Regions from separate parts of the Mus musculus genome. Here region 1 is linked to region 2. A link is a contact called in ENCODE Hi-C or POLR2A ChIA-PET data. All regions are on one chromosome and are shown on one strand. Each heading gives the region's core, a stretch centred on a gene start or an enhancer-like site at or near the end of the contact. The rest is flanking DNA. Distances are from core to core; before and after follow the strand shown. Region 1 holds the start of Rpl3 (ribosomal protein L3). Region 2 holds the start of Gtpbp1 (GTP binding protein 1).

The links. A loop is a pair of places that touch in the nucleus more often than their neighbours do. ChIA-PET counts read pairs that join two places held with the same protein, here RNA polymerase II (POLR2A).
Region 1: POLR2A ChIA-PET joins it to region 2 with 10 read pairs in embryonic stem cell. The contact joins the promoter of Rpl3 here to the promoter of Gtpbp1 in region 2. A Hi-C loop is called at or near these places in 1 of 37 maps with a recorded cell type or tissue (T-helper 17 cell). POLR2A ChIA-PET finds 5 or more read pairs at or near these places in 1 of 5 experiments (embryonic stem cell).

What each region holds. Positions count from the first base shown.
Region 1 is chr15:80,081,833-80,089,035 of GRCm38, forward strand. It overlaps Rpl3 (ribosomal protein L3), which reads right to left and starts at 1,574. Exons shown (of 10, transcript NM_013762.2): 1 at 1,492-1,574; 2 at 558-750. The coding sequence starts at 1,494. Snord43 (small nucleolar RNA, C/D box 43) reads right to left here and starts at 1,074; the gene lies at 1,027-1,074. Gm24204 (a small nuclear RNA gene) reads right to left here and starts at 6,721; the gene lies at 6,615-6,721.
Region 2 is chr15:79,686,128-79,693,801 of GRCm38, forward strand. Gtpbp1 (GTP binding protein 1) reads left to right here and starts at 4,769. Exons shown (of 12, transcript NM_013818.2): 1 at 4,769-4,971. The coding sequence starts at 4,780. Josd1 (Josephin domain containing 1) reads right to left here and starts at 1,745. Exons shown (of 4, transcript NM_028792.3): 1 at 606-1,745. The coding sequence starts at 790.

The DNA.
Region 1 (7,203 bases), core at 324-2,823, 390 kb after region 2:
CACATACAAGCATCCATTTAGACAGAATGGCTGTCTCCGCATCAGAATACTGGGCCTTCCAGGACTGCTCTTCAGAACTGCGGGCTCTCCAACTGCAGCTTTTAACAATTGAGCCAAAGTTTCTAACCTCCACTTACTTTGCAAGGCTGCTAACAGGCACCATGCCAGGTGGTGACTATCACCACTGAAGTAGCAAAATGCCATGTGCTATCTAGACTGTCTCAAAGAGGAGCTTTATCACTAGTCTGGTTTCATGTCCAGAATACACTTGTTAAATGTGTCTACCTTTTCAGAGTACCTAGGGTTGATAACAGGCACTGGCATGGAAACAACCAACTACCCCAACAGGACTCTGCACAGGAATCTGTGTTAAATTTCGCTAGGCCAAAACACTTCTAGGCTCCCTTAGTGTGGGCACTACCACACTAAGTCAGGCTTTGTTCTAGACTTACCACAAAGCACCCCAGGATGAAGCTATTGTGCTCCTTTGGGAATTTACTGTAACTACAGGCAAAATTACACACAGCCCAAGTTGGACAAGGAAGTACTGTACATACTAGATCCTGGCCTGTCAACTTCCCGGACGATGTGGGTCATGCCAGCCTTGTAACCCAGAAAGGCTGTGAGGTGAACGGGCTTGGAAGCGTCATCCTTAGGGAAGCTCTTCACTTTCCCACGATGCCGGCTGCTGCGCTTGCGAGGCAGGAAGCCCAAGGACCCATGCCTGGGAGCTGAGAATTTCCTGTGAGACTGAGGTAAAGGGAGAGATCACAACATTGCTCTCAGTCTTCCAATCAAGCCCAAAGGAGGGTTCCACATTTAAAGGAATTGTATCAGAGGACAGACTGCAATAAGACTTCAGCTTAATGCTTTTAGTTTCCATGCCTTTCAAACACAAAACAGCTTAGTTATACTAAAACCTCGATGGGTGAACTTTCAAGAGTATCCCATGTGACTAAATGGCAACATGGCGTATCAAGATGGAGTCTAATGCAAGTCGGCCTCAAACACTCCCTCCTAAAGCCAAATCAGAACTTGACATTCAGCACAGAGTTTCTGTCCGCCCGTCAAAAGGTTCATCATTTGTGGCTTCTGAGAACTCTAGAGATGCACCTTCCACTCTTATAACATTCCAAAATGGAGACCCGACCCGATTTGCCAAATTTCTCCACTTAACCAATGCATTCCTAAAGACCTGGGCCATCCCTACCAGACTGACCACTACCCTCGAATTAAGCACAAAACAGCCCATTCCATAAGTCCCTTAGGATTACGCTGATATCAAATGGGTCGCACACAGGCCCAGGCCGGTCCCACACACATCCTCCGTAAGGCCGTTAAGGTCCCTGAATTTCCGGACGGTCGCGGCCCTCACATCGATCCCCTATTACATCCTTTCAGGATTGGCGAGCCAGGGATGGCGCCGATGGGAGGTGAATACAAGCCAGGCCCACAGGAGACCAAGTTAGAAGGCAGCATGGCCATACGTACCATCTCGCCGCCACACGCCGCAGATAGAGAGCGACCAGGAGCCAGTGCAGGCTATATAAAGCCAAGTGATGGCTCCGCCCCCTGAGCGTGCGAACGTGTTGACGCATAGGCGTCGGGTCGAAGGGCGCGCATCGAATGTCATTTTACACACATTTTTCCCGCCCACTAGGATTGACAAATAGGGTCTACGGAGAATGATTGGGTTCAAGCTTAGCGAAACGCCTCGTCGACGCTGAGGTTTAGAATGTAAAGAACTACGGCGTTCTGCAGCAGCCAAATTTCATGATAATGAAGAAAAATGGAGGCATTGTGCTTCCTCTCACTTCTAGAACGGAATCACACAGGGCTAGTCCCACACAGCAACGAAAACAACGGCGTTGAAGCAGGCTTAGTGTGAGACAACTGACTGCGTTGTTCTCGTGAGCTCTTAAGATAGACTGAATGAAACTGCTCTTTTACCTAACCAGTGATTTTGATGTGATCACCAACATTGCTCTCAGTCTTCCAATCAAGCCATGCCTTTAATGCGCCATGATTTCGGGCACATCTCCCTCAAGTCCTGTCTCTGCCAATTCAGTCTCCAGATGTCATGTCCCGTTCATATTTTGTTCTTAATTTCAGATTTACAAATGTGTGAGGTTCCCCCCCCCCCGTGTGTACGAATGTGCGCCACGGGCGTGCGTGACATTTTCAGAAGTCAAACCGGGCTGGAGAGATGGCTCAGCAGTTAAGAACACCAACTGCACTTCCAGAGGTCCTGAGTTAAATTCCCAGTGACCACATGGTGGCTCATAGCCACCTGTACTGGGATTCGATGCCCTCTTCTGATGTGTCTGGAGACAGCGACAGTGTACTCATATACATAAAATAAAAATAAATCTTTAAAAAAAAATAAGGGCTTGAGAGATAGCTCAATGGTTAAGAGCACTGACTGTTCTTCCAGATATTCTGAGTTCAATTCCCAGCAACGATATTGTGGCCTATAACCATCTGTAATGGGATCAGGTGACCTCTATACTCATATATACACTAAATAAATAAATCTAAAAAAAAAAAAAAAAAAAGTCAAAATAGTGTCAGATCCCCCTGGACCGTTGTTAATGCTGTGAACTAGACCTGGGTCCCGTGGGATGACAAGTTTTCTTAACTTCTGAACCATCTCTCCAGATCAAGATTCTTAATGAATTTATTTTTCGAACAGCAACATAGGTTTATTAAAATTTAAAAAATAATTTCTGAAAGTGGAGGAGCGCCACTTAAGAATATCTTAAATAAGCTCTTTTTAATTTTATATTTATGAGTGCTTTCCTCATTTATGCACGTGCACCACATATGTGCAGTACCGGGGAGATTTGAAGAGAGTATGGAACCCTCTGGAACTGGAGTTACAGATGGTTGTTGTGCTGGGAACCAAACCTTGGTCCTCTGCAAGAGCCCTTAATTCCTAAGACGTCCCTCCAGTCCCAAAAGAAGAATTATTTTTTCTTCCTTTTTTTTTTTTTTTTTTTTTTTTTTAGACAGGGTTTTTCTGTGAAGCCTTGGCTGTCCTGGAACTCACTCTGTAGACCAGGCTCCAGGCTGCCCTCGAACTCAGAGATCTGCCTGCCTCTGCGTCCCAAGTGCTGGGATTAAAGGCGTGCGCCACCACCGTCCTGGCTTTCTTTTCTTTTCTTTTCTTTTTTTTTAAGATTTATTTCTTTTTTATTTAGGTGTGAACACTGTCACTGTCTTCAGACACACCAGAACAGGGCATTGGATTTCATTACAGATGGTTGTGAGCCACCATGTGGTTGCTGAAAATTGAACTCAGGACCTCTGGAAGAGCAGTCAATGCTCTTAACCACTGAGCCACCTCTCCAGCCCTTCTTTCCTTCCCTCTTTCTTTTTTTTTTTTTAATTTATCTATTTTTATTTTATGTGCATCAGTATTTTGTCTGCACATATGTCTGTGTGAGGCTGTCAGAGCTTGGAGTTACAGACAGTTGTAAGCTGCCATGTGTAAGATTTTGAGTAGGAGCCGGGCATGGTGGCACACACCTTTAGTCCCAGCACTTGGGAGGCACAGGTGAATTTTGAGACCAGCCTTGTCTACAAAATGAGTTCCAGGACAGCCAGGGCTACACAGAGAAACCCTGTCTTGAAAAACCAAGAAACAAACAAACACAACAACAACAAAAAGTAACACCAGCCTTTTGGGAATCAGGTTTTGATCTTTGATCCTGTTCTCTGTCCACAAATACTTCCTGGCCATGTGGCAGTTCTCAAGCTCTTTGGTTCTGTCCTGTCTTCAAGGCAGCCTCCTTTAACAATTTAGAATAAGGACAGGTAAGTTGGTGCAATTTTGGTAAGAGAGGCTGCAGGGTCAGTGGATCAAAGGTATCCTTGATTACTACATGAGACTAGGGAAAACTCATAAACTGATTCTAAAATATATTTAGAAAAAATCAAGTCGGGGCTGGAGAGATGGCTCAGTACTTAAGAGCACTGACTGCTCTTCCGAAGGTCCTGAGTTCAAATCCCAGAAACCACATGGTGGCTCACAACCATCTGTAATGAGATCTGATGCCCTCTTCTGGGGTGTCTGAAGACAGCTACAGTGTACTTACATGTAAGAAATAAATAAATCTTAAAAAAAAAAAAAGAAAAGAAAAGAAAAGAAAAGAAAAAATCAAGTCTTCAAGCCATGTATAGGGCCACATGTCTTTAATTTCAGCACTTAGGAGGCAGAGCAAGCAGATCTCTGTGAGTTCAAGGCCAACCTGATCTACGTAGGTAGTTATAAGTCAGACAAGGCTATATAATGAGACCCTGACTCAAATAAAATTTAAAATTAACGCCTTTAGAAAATTAGAACTGCCGGCCGGGCGTGGTGGCACACGCCTTTAATCCCAGCACTCCGGGGGCAGAGGCAGGCAGATTTCTGAGTTCGAGGCCAGCCTGGTCTACAAAGTAAGTTCCAGAACAGCCAGGGCTATACAGAGAAACCCTGTCTTGAAAAACCAAAAAAAAAAAAAAAAAGAAAGAAAGAAAGAAAGAAAGAAAAAAAAATTAGAACTTTGGGGCTAGAAATTTGGCTCAGTTGGTATAATATTTGCTTAGCCTGCATGAAGCCCTTCGTTTGATACAAAAGTCCAGGCATCTGGCATAGACCTTCTATTCTTTCTTCCCGAGAGAGACAAAATGGAACCAGGGAGATGCAGACCCACAGAACAGCCATAAAGAGAAAGCACAGACCTCTAGGTATTGTACCATAGCAACTTCTTCCCAGATGAAACATTCTGTCCTGCAAGGAGGTTCCTGAGACTCAGAAAGTAAGCAACTCACAAGTCTCAGGAAGTTCCTGAAGCTTACCAGATTCACAGGTTATATAAACTAAGAATTGCTGAAGAGAGACTTTTCTACCTATTGAGCTGCCTGGGTGCTGTGCAGAGAGCTCCAGGATTGCCAGTGAGCTTTTTGGTGCTGGAGTTAACTGTCCTTGAGCCATCCATGCTCCTATAGTAACTTCAATCAACTCATTGCTTCATCAAGTTAGACTTGATATGGAATCATTCTCTGGGCTGTCATTTATGTCATCTCTGGAGTGAAAGATATTTATTCACACTTTCCTACAGAAGTTCTCACACAACAGGTTCATGGATCATGACTGATCCATGATCAGGAGCAATGAGGCTGTTATTTGTTTGTTTGTTTGTTTTACATGTATGTGTCAGTGTTTGAACACGTGCACTTGAATGCAGGTACCCAAGGAGTCTGCAGGCAACAGATCCCTCTGGAGCTGTAGTTATAAGTTATGAGCCACCCAGCGTTACTACTAGGATCTGAACTTTGCCCCACCACAAGAGCAGTATTTGCTTTTAATCACTGGGCCCTCTCTCCAGTTGTATTAGTTAGGGTTTTACTGCTGTGAACAGACACCATGACCAAGGCAACTCTTATAAAGGACAACATTTAATTGGGGCTAGCTTACAGTTTCAGAGGTTCAGTCCATTATCAAGGTGGGAACATGGCAGCATCCAGGCAGGCATGGTGCAGGAGGAGGTGAGAGTTCCACCTCTTGTTCTGAAGGCATCTAGAAGAAGACTGGCTTCCGGGCAGCTAGCACAAAGGTATTAAAGCCCATGCTCAGAGTGACACACCTACTCCTACAAGGCCTAGTCTCAAGTACCTAAAAGGCTGACACTTGAACTTAAGTCTGAAGCAAGCCTTGAACTAATTCTCTAGTCTCCACCTCCCAAGTTCTAGGACTACAGCCAACCTGAGGAGGGTTACACAAGATATTGTGAAACTATGATCATTTGCCACGGTGCTTAATAACAAAGATGAAGTTAATCCGATGGGTGACCAGAGCTGCTGAAAGGATGTCCTCCCAGAAGTCTTTGCGGTTTAAGGTTACCACAGCCTCTGCGCAGGCTCGTGGCTCTTGTTCACTCATTGGCATTAGCATTTCAGCAGTTCCCAGAGCTTTAGGGACGGTGTGCCAGGAAGAAGGACCAGGACCCGACAGATATCACATATCTCTTTCACAGGGGCAGTTAGATAGGATGAATACATCCATCTGTAGCTGACTGACAAGGGCCCATCATATTGAGTGCTTGTGGGAGTCCAGTGGGTGGGTGTTAAGGCACCCAGATGGCTCCTTATATTCTGCTATATTCTTCACGAACTGGTCTATGCCTTAAATCCAACATTGGTAAGAACTCTGGGAGTTTCAGGCCAGTTTGGTCTACAAGTCCCAGGACAGCCAGTGTTGGACAGTGAGATCCTTTTTTTTGTTTGTTTGTTTGTTTGTTTTTGGAGACAGGGTTTCTCTGTGTAGCACTGGCTGTCCTGGAACTCACTCTGTAGACCAGGCTGGCCTTGAACTCAGAAATCTGCCTGCCTCTGCCTCCCAAGTGCTGGGATTAAAGGCATGTACCACCACCACCCAAGCGAGATCCAATTTTCAAAGTAGAAACAAAACAAAATGAAGACACTCACATTTGCTACCTGTGCAACTTTTTTTTTTTTTTTTTTTTTTTTTGGTTTTTCGAGACAGGGTTTCTCTGTGTAGTCCTGGCTGTCCTGGAACTCACTTTGTAGACCAGGCTGGCCTGGAACTCTTTTCTTTTCTTTTTTTTTTTTTTTTTATGGTATGCTTCACAAATTTGCGTGTCATCCTTGCGTAGGGGCCATGCTAATCTTCTCTGTATCGTTCCAATTTTAGTATATGTGCTGCCAAAGCCAGCACTTGTGCAACTTTTAAAAATAAAAAATAAATATGAGGGCTAGCAAATAATAAACACGAGGCACTTTCCATGTCTGATGTCCTGAGTTCAGTCTTTGGGATTCATTTAGTGGAAGAACAGAAGCAACTATTCCCAAGTTGCCTTTAGATTTCCACGCACATGATAAATAGAATGATAGCAAATTAAAAATAGGGGCTTGAGAGATGGGTCTGTAGTTAAGAGTACTGGCAGCTCCTCCAGCACCCACAAGGTGGCTCACAGTGGTCTGTAACTTGAGTCCCAGTGAATCCAGTGCCCTCATTTGGCCACTGTGGGTACTGCACATTTAGGCCACACACATGATGCAGGCAAAAAAAAAAAAAAAAAAAAAAGAAAGAAAAAAAAGAAAAGAAAAAAGAAAAAAAACATATGCATAAAAATAACTAAAATGTTCAAAAGCTTTTAATTAAAAATAATTGGAAAAAAAAAGTCGGGCGTGGTGGCG
Region 2 (7,674 bases), core at 3,519-6,018:
CTGCTCTAATCGCAGCGTAGCTGGTTCAGAAGCTACTCTGAACAAATTACTTGACCTTTCTATTCATTTCTCTATCAGTAAAACGAACTGTGAGGAAGTCACACAGAACAAATGAAGGACACACCATGGGCAGGCAGCACATGGCCCCAGAACAGCTAAGCATTGTGGGTATACTTTTCTTGAGATTTCCACCATGTCCCACCTTTGGTAACAGATGGCTGAATGTGGATGTATTTTGTATCCCTCCTAGATTGTAAACTCCTTGGTGGCAGGTCTGTTAGGGAGGCAATAGAGCAGTGACCACCAGTGGAGATAGGACCCACTGAGCCCTGTCTTCATCACAAATGGGAATAACACATGCCACACGGAGTCCTCTGTCTGACTCCAGCCGTGGAGACAGCACAACTGAGGTTAGTCCACCACAGATGGACCATAGATGGTGACTACCTGCCTGCCATTTCTGTGTGCCTCATTCCTGCCCCCAGCATCTAAATTCCAAACCTGTAGGTTTGAAGGTTTCTGTCCCCGAGACACTGCACCACCCACACAAACTCAGAAATACCAAGAAGTGGGGGGGATCGAGATGCCAAGCAGGGGAGTCCTACCTCTGGAAAATCTCCTGCAGCGTTTCCCGCGTGAAGGCGTTGCTGTCCTGGAAGACGTTGTTGAGAGCATGAAGAGCACAGAGCTCCCTGCGCTGCTTCTCATGGTAGATTTGTGGGGGCGCTGCTTGGGGAAGGTCCGAGGATTCAGCTTTGGCCTTGTCTCCTTTCCATGGCACGCAACTCATGTTTTTCGATTTAGGTTCCAGGCAGAGCCGCTAAACACTCCGCTCCTTCCCTCCTGAGGAAAGTCTAGGTTTCTGTCTTCGGATTCCTGAGATTCACCTATTTATTCTCTGGTGTTCATGATTTATGCTTTGTCACTGGGAGGAAAGGTTGGAATCAAAAGGGACAAAAAAAAAAATCTACCTTTTTCTGTCTTCTCGATAGGAAAAAATAACTTTTGGATTAGTTTATTTAGCCAACACTTTCAAAGTGTAGAATTAACAAAGAAAAAAAAAACATATAAAACGTAGGATTCCTCCCTTTGGCTGCCGCCTTCCCCTCCCACCCCCTTTGGAAAAAAAGAAACACCACGCTTTCCTGGCCGTGTTTTCCTCTCTGCAGATGCCAACTAGGCCTCAATGCAGGAGGGCAGAACCGAAGGGGTCACATCGCTCCTTTTCTTCCATTTCGTCCGAATCACAACACCACAGGCTCCGAAGACCGGGTTGGGTGGCGGAGAAAAGGCCCAATGCCAAGAGCTAGCGAGGATCGGAGGGCGTGAGGTCGCGGGCCGCGCGGGGGCTCCGGGGATAGCGCTCCATGACCGCCAGCGGACTGGCGGACTCGGCCCAGCGGAGGAGCCGCTTCGCCTCGGCGCGGGAGGAGCCGCGGAAAGGGGAACGGCAGCCCGGGCGCCGCCGCGGGGAGGTCCCGCCTGGCCCGCGAGGGTGCGGCCGGACGCCTTGCCTCGCCCGGTGCAGCCTTGGCCCACCGGGCTGACCGTCCCCGCAGCGACCTCCTGCTGTCACGTGAGGCCAGTCCCGGGCTCCTTCCCGCTGCCTGCCCGGCGGGGACTGTTCGTCTCCCCGACGCCGCCACCTGGAGCTTGCGGGCCGCCACCTGGCCCACGCGCGGACAAGCAGGCGGCGGAGCGGGCGGGCACGCGCACCTGAGCCCGACGTCAGCGGCGTTCACTCCGCGCGCGCCCCAGACACGCCCCCGCGCTGACCCCGCCTGCCAACCTCGCGTCACCCCTGACGTTGTGTGACGTAGCCAACGCGGGCTGTTGGTCCGGTGGAGGTGCTTAGAGGTCGCGGAGCCGTTGTGCAGGGTTGTGGAGCTCCGCGGTAGCGGGGGAGGTCGACTTGTCGCTTCGCCGCAGCTCCGCCCCGGCGCCCACTCCCGCCTGGACGCCGCAGGGCCCTCCTCCCGGCAGAGTGCTTTCTTGAGCCCGGGCAGCGGCTGCCCTGGCCCACTTATGTTCATCAGATTTCCTAACACTTTACCGACGCGGTCGGGCGTAATCTTGGTTGGTGAACCCGACCGCCTCCAGTTTTCTTTGAGAGCTGAGGGCAAGACTCTCGCCGGGAGTCATATTTCAAATGGAAACCTGAGTTCTATTTCAGATCCTTGGTGTCGTATTCCAGTTCACTTCACACAAACCACTGCCCTTTTGATCAGCAACCTTCTCTTGATGGCTGTCACAAGCCTTCCTTTCTGTGTTTTCTTTTCCCTTCTGATCCTTCTTTTTAGACGTGTGTGTGTGTGCGCGTGTGTGTTCTCTAGTTCAGCTGGTCTCAAACTCATTACGTAACCAAGAATGTCCAATTTGTTCAGGGCAAGGGATCGAACCTTGGTAAATGCAAGACAAGCACTCTACCAACTAGAGCTCCGTATTTTGAGTTTAGCTGAGTACATTGTGTCCAAAGGCAGACTATTTACAGTTTCCCATGGGTTTAAATTAAGTCACTGTTTCTAACTTGCCTTCCTATCGGATTTTTGTTAGGGAAAACAACAGATTTGCACTTTCAAAGTAATGGTTTCTCTAATCCTCATGATCACCCCAATCAACAGTATTGTGCAACACATCTGAGAGATTACCACATGATAGGGCATCCTCTACCTAGACTACTTTTGAATTATCTTTTTGTGTGTGTGTGTGTGTAATGTGTAAACTACCAAACTGTTACAGTGTATTTACATAGGATTTATCTCCTAGGGACTTGCTGTTCAACCAGAATTATTGTAAACATCTATTAATTAACTGATGAGTAATTAATTATTGTTAAGCAAATTAGACTTTTTTTTTCTTTTTCAGGGAGAAAAATACAGCCCAAAGAAGTCGATCAAGTTGTTTGAAATCATTATGTCTATAGTGAATTAAGGGTTTGAGCTTGGACCAAATTGTTTTCAGAAAGAGAATGTAAAGATGATTAGGAATTACCTCTCAACTGTTACTTTTTATATTTATTCTCCAAAACATTCAATTCGAAAAGCAAGTATTCAGAATATATATCCTTTCTAGGCAAAGTCCTATAGTGAGAAGGACAGTCTTTCCCCCCAGCCAGATAGCAATGTATTCTGAAACTGAACTTTTTCTGGCCATACAATGCTAAATAGCAATCGAAGCAATAGAATTAATACAACTGTCACCTCTGATCACCCCCAGCCAAGCAGTGAGCAACCTCCAGTTGAATTCTTAATACTTGGGGATACTGTCAGAATCCACAGATATAGGGTTACGGTCCACAAGACTGCCTCTCACTTTAGGAGTCCGAATCTCTGGGTCTGGAGATATAGCTCAGAGTTTCAGAAGACCTGGGTTGGATTCCCAGTACCCTAATGGAGGCTAACAATCGTCTGCGACTCTAGTCCAAAAGGGTTCCGGTGCCCCATTTAGACTCTACAGGCCCTGCACAAAGGTGGCACACAGACATACACACACACACACACACACACACACACACACACACACCATTCATACAAAATAAAAACAAATCTCAGTAAAAAACCATTAAGGTCAGGTTTCCAGCAGCATCTGCTCACAGACTTGGTAGTACGTTAAAAATGAGGACAAGACTCTCCCCGAATTAGGTGACGGCTATATTGTACCCTTTTCCTTACTTACTATATACATCCTGTGGTCCAATCCCTAAATTTCTCGTACTTCCTCAGGCGGCTGCTCTTTTTTTTAATCTATTACCAGGAGGAGTGGCCAGGTCCAGCCAGCATAATTAGATCTTGGTAAAAAACAGAACTCACCTAATAGTCTAAATTTTTCAGACATTTGAAACGGGAATTTCAGGTACACGAACGGCGGGTTTTTTTTTTTTTTTTTGGACTGGGACTTTCCACAAGTGGCAACTGAAAAATAAGCCACAAGAAACTACCTTGACAGATCCTAGACCTGTGGCTCAGCTGTTCACCAAAAACGTGAGGGGATTTACGCTAGAGTTTGGGCTGTCAACATCTTTCTGTTCACTCAGTTGCTCTCCGAGGAGTCATGAATGGAACTCCCTGAGGTCAGCATTTAATTAATTGTCTTGGTCTGGCGGCTGTAATATTACCACTCCTGGAATACATAGCATCGATTCTACTATAAAAATTGCCTTGCGCATGCCAGCACGCCGGACACAGTGTTGCAGCAACTGCCTTCAATCATTCGGAGTGCCAGGCTCATTTCACAGTTTACTATCTGGGTATGCGGCGGCCAGACGCGCGGGACTTAGGGAGGACAAGATTGGGTCCCGCCCTTGTCCATCATTTTGAGAGGCTCCAGGCGGGACTGTTTTGCAGTATGATTTGGAGGCTGGCCCCGCCTCTGGAAAGTGAGGTGGGGAGTAAAGAATGGATGCCTCTTTTCATTGGATTGTTGTCAAGTCAGTCAAACCTCTGCTTCGCTCCCGTTGGCGGGAAGGATCCAGGCAGGTAGCGTGCACGCTGTGTTGGCCCCACTAGAGGTGGGACCAAGGCTCCCGACCACTACGACGTTTGTTGTTAGGGTTTTGGTCTCATTAATTATTCATTAAAGTATTTGAGAGAGCTGCGACGATTGGTAAATGAGAGACTGGGTCTTCTGTGTCTCCGCTAGAGATACGTGACAGTCTCGGGAGGCGGGGAAGCCGCGCATAAATTATTCTAACAAGAAGGGGCGGGGCCGAGCATAAATTAGTTAAATGAGCCAGGGAGGGAGGGCGGGCGGCCGGCTGCGAATTAGCTTAAGTTCTTAAAGATGGCGGCGGAGCGGAGTCGCTCCCCGGTCGACTCGCCGGTGCCGGCCTCGATGTTCGCCCCCGAGCCTAGCTCTCCGGGGGCGGCTCGGGCCGCCGCGGCCGCGGCCCGACTCCATGGCGGCTTCGATTCTGACTGCAGCGAGGACGGCGAGGCGCTCAACGGCGAGCCGGAGCTGGACCTCACCAGCAAGGTAGGCCCGGGAGGCGGCGGCGGGGCCAGGGGTACGCGGAGGGGCCGGACGGTCTCCGAGGCGACGGCGGGCAGCCGGCTGTCCAGTGGCACGGCTCACGGGAGCGCTGAAGGGATGCAGCCCGCCCACCTGCCGCTCTCCCGAACCTGCCGGGCCCGGGCCCACTCTCCGCACCGGGCAGCGTCCACCCGGCCTCCCGCGCTTCCCGCTCCCGCCTCGATCGCTGCCACTTGGCTCCGCCACGTGGAACGGGGTTCCCGACTCGGGCCGCGCGCCCTGTGTCCCTGTCCCCGTGTGGATCAGCCCGCCCTCCCCAGGAGGGGGGTCCCTGAGACGCAGGGTCTTCCTCTTCTAGGAGCATCCCGGAGGACCAAGTGTCAAGGTGGCTTGGGCAGGGGGCGGGATACTCACGAAGACAGGTAGCCAGTCTAAGGGGTGGCAGCCGTTTCTCTTCCTGGTCTCTGGAAAGTAAACAGAAAGTAGTTGCTCAGTCGGCGAGAATGATGTCCGAGGAGCGTCCTCTTTCCGTGTCCACCCAAATAAAATAAAAAGATGGGACCGACAAGATGGCTCAGCAGGTAAAGGGGCTTGCCTCCTAAGTTTGACAACCTCAGTTCGATCCCCAGGACTCACCTAGTGAAGGAGAGAACTGATTCGTACACCGTGGCACTCGTCGCCTTCCCACACCCTGCCTTGTTATAATTAAAAAAAAAAATAGGCATGACCCTCAGCCTTGCCACTTACGAGTGGAGCCACCTCTTGTATTCATGCAATATGGAAGGGCATCTTTAAGTAGCATCTTCTGCGGTGTTGAGAAGGTAGGCAGAAATGAAGATCTCACCACTTACTTGGCATTGTGGAAAATAAGAAAGTAACTATAAGATGTTACTGGTGTTTAGAAAGTGTCAAACATCACTAAAGAAACTGATGCCAAGGGAGGGACTGGGCTTCCCTTCCAACTGTTGCCATTAAAAGGGTCTGTGACCTTAGGAAACTTTCTTAACCTCTCACTTCTCCAGCATCTCATCAAGAAAATGCAGATGTGTTGCAAAAATTAGAAGAGAGCTGGGCAGTGGTGGTGCGTGCCTTTAATCCCAGCACTTGGGAGGCAGAGGCAGGTGGATTTCTGAGTTCGAGGCCAGCCTGGTCTACAGAGTGAGTTCCAGGACAGCCAGGGCTACACAGAGAAGCCCTGTCTCGCAAATTAAAAAAAATAAAAAAATTAGAAGAGAATGTTAAGACCCATTATAGTCCCAGATGCATATCAGAGACTCACTAAATGTTTGCACTAGATAGATGATGATTCCCTGTGAGGATTAAAAAGCAGCTGGTGGAAGATAGAGCAGCCCCACCCCCTGCGCTTTGTAGGATAATTACAATAGAGATTTTATGGAGCTTTGATGTCTGTGGTCATACTATGCTGAACGAGCCTGATCTCGTCTGATCTCGGAAGCTAAGCAGGCTCGGGTCTGATTACTACTTGGATGGGAGATTTTATGGTGCTTTGAAAATGTGACATCTCATGATGGCAATGCTACATAAAACTTGGCTCTAAACTGGAAAGAACCTTTGCCCCCAACCTAAGTAAGCAATTCCCAACTGTTCTTTCTCCTTCTAATCTCTGCTGGGCCCTTGGAAGCCAACTAGCATCTTTTGTCATGATGGTCCTGTCTAGTGCCTCTAATACCATCATAAGGGTGGCCAAGCTCAGGGAGACCTCCATCCAAGCAAAATGCTAGAGACAATGTAACACTGGCAGCATCTGGGTTACAATTCTAAACTCTGATGAGTCAAATGGCCTGTTGGAAATGTACTGACTAGATGTCAGTGCATGGTCAGGGAGCTGAAGAAACCTGAAAGCTCAGTGGGAAATTGGGACAGAGCTGTGAAGAGGGTGGGACCTCTTTGACCATTTTAGTTAATTGCCTGGAGTAAGGAACTGTTACTTCATCAAGGAGCTGGAGAAATCCTTTGAAATTGAGTGTGTGTGTATGTGTTGAAAACAAAAACTGACAGTGTGGAGGAGAGAAGGGTGAACTGAATAGATTTAAGTCTTGAAAAGAGTAGACATTAGGTATGTATACCCTCACTATATATAGCTAAATGAGAGGAGCTAAGGCTCTGAGAGCTTCCAGCAAGAAACACAGTTACTGATGAATGGTATGAGACTCATGCAAAGTTCTTGAAGAAATGACTTGTTGAAGATAACTGGAATGCATGTTAGTTGAGCCTGGCCTGGATGCTTTTGTTTTGAAGATGGGCTCTAATTCTATAGCCCAGGCTAGCTTCAGACTCATAGCAGTTTTCTTGCCTCAGGTATTCCAGCGCTGGTATTACAGACTTGAGCTAGCCCAGATGCTTTATATTTTACTCTCTAGATGAGAAGATTGAGATTCAGGGAGGTTAAGTTCTTTGTTCGAGGTCACATAGTCGTGGCTAGAGAAGGAAATCCACTTGCCTCATGGTAACGGGCCTCCCAAGTAAGTGGTTGATACTTTGTTATCGATAGGATTTGCCCAGCTGTGGTTCTATTAACACTAACCTTGGTGGCTGTAGGGTTTGGTTGACAGAGATAGCCTTCTGCAGGCAGTTTTCACTGTAGTAAGCGAGACAGACAAGGTAGACCAGAATTCTTCTGTTATTACGAGAGCATTGGGCTGTGGGTGGAGGGCATGGCTGTCAGTGAACAATCTGCCCTTGAAC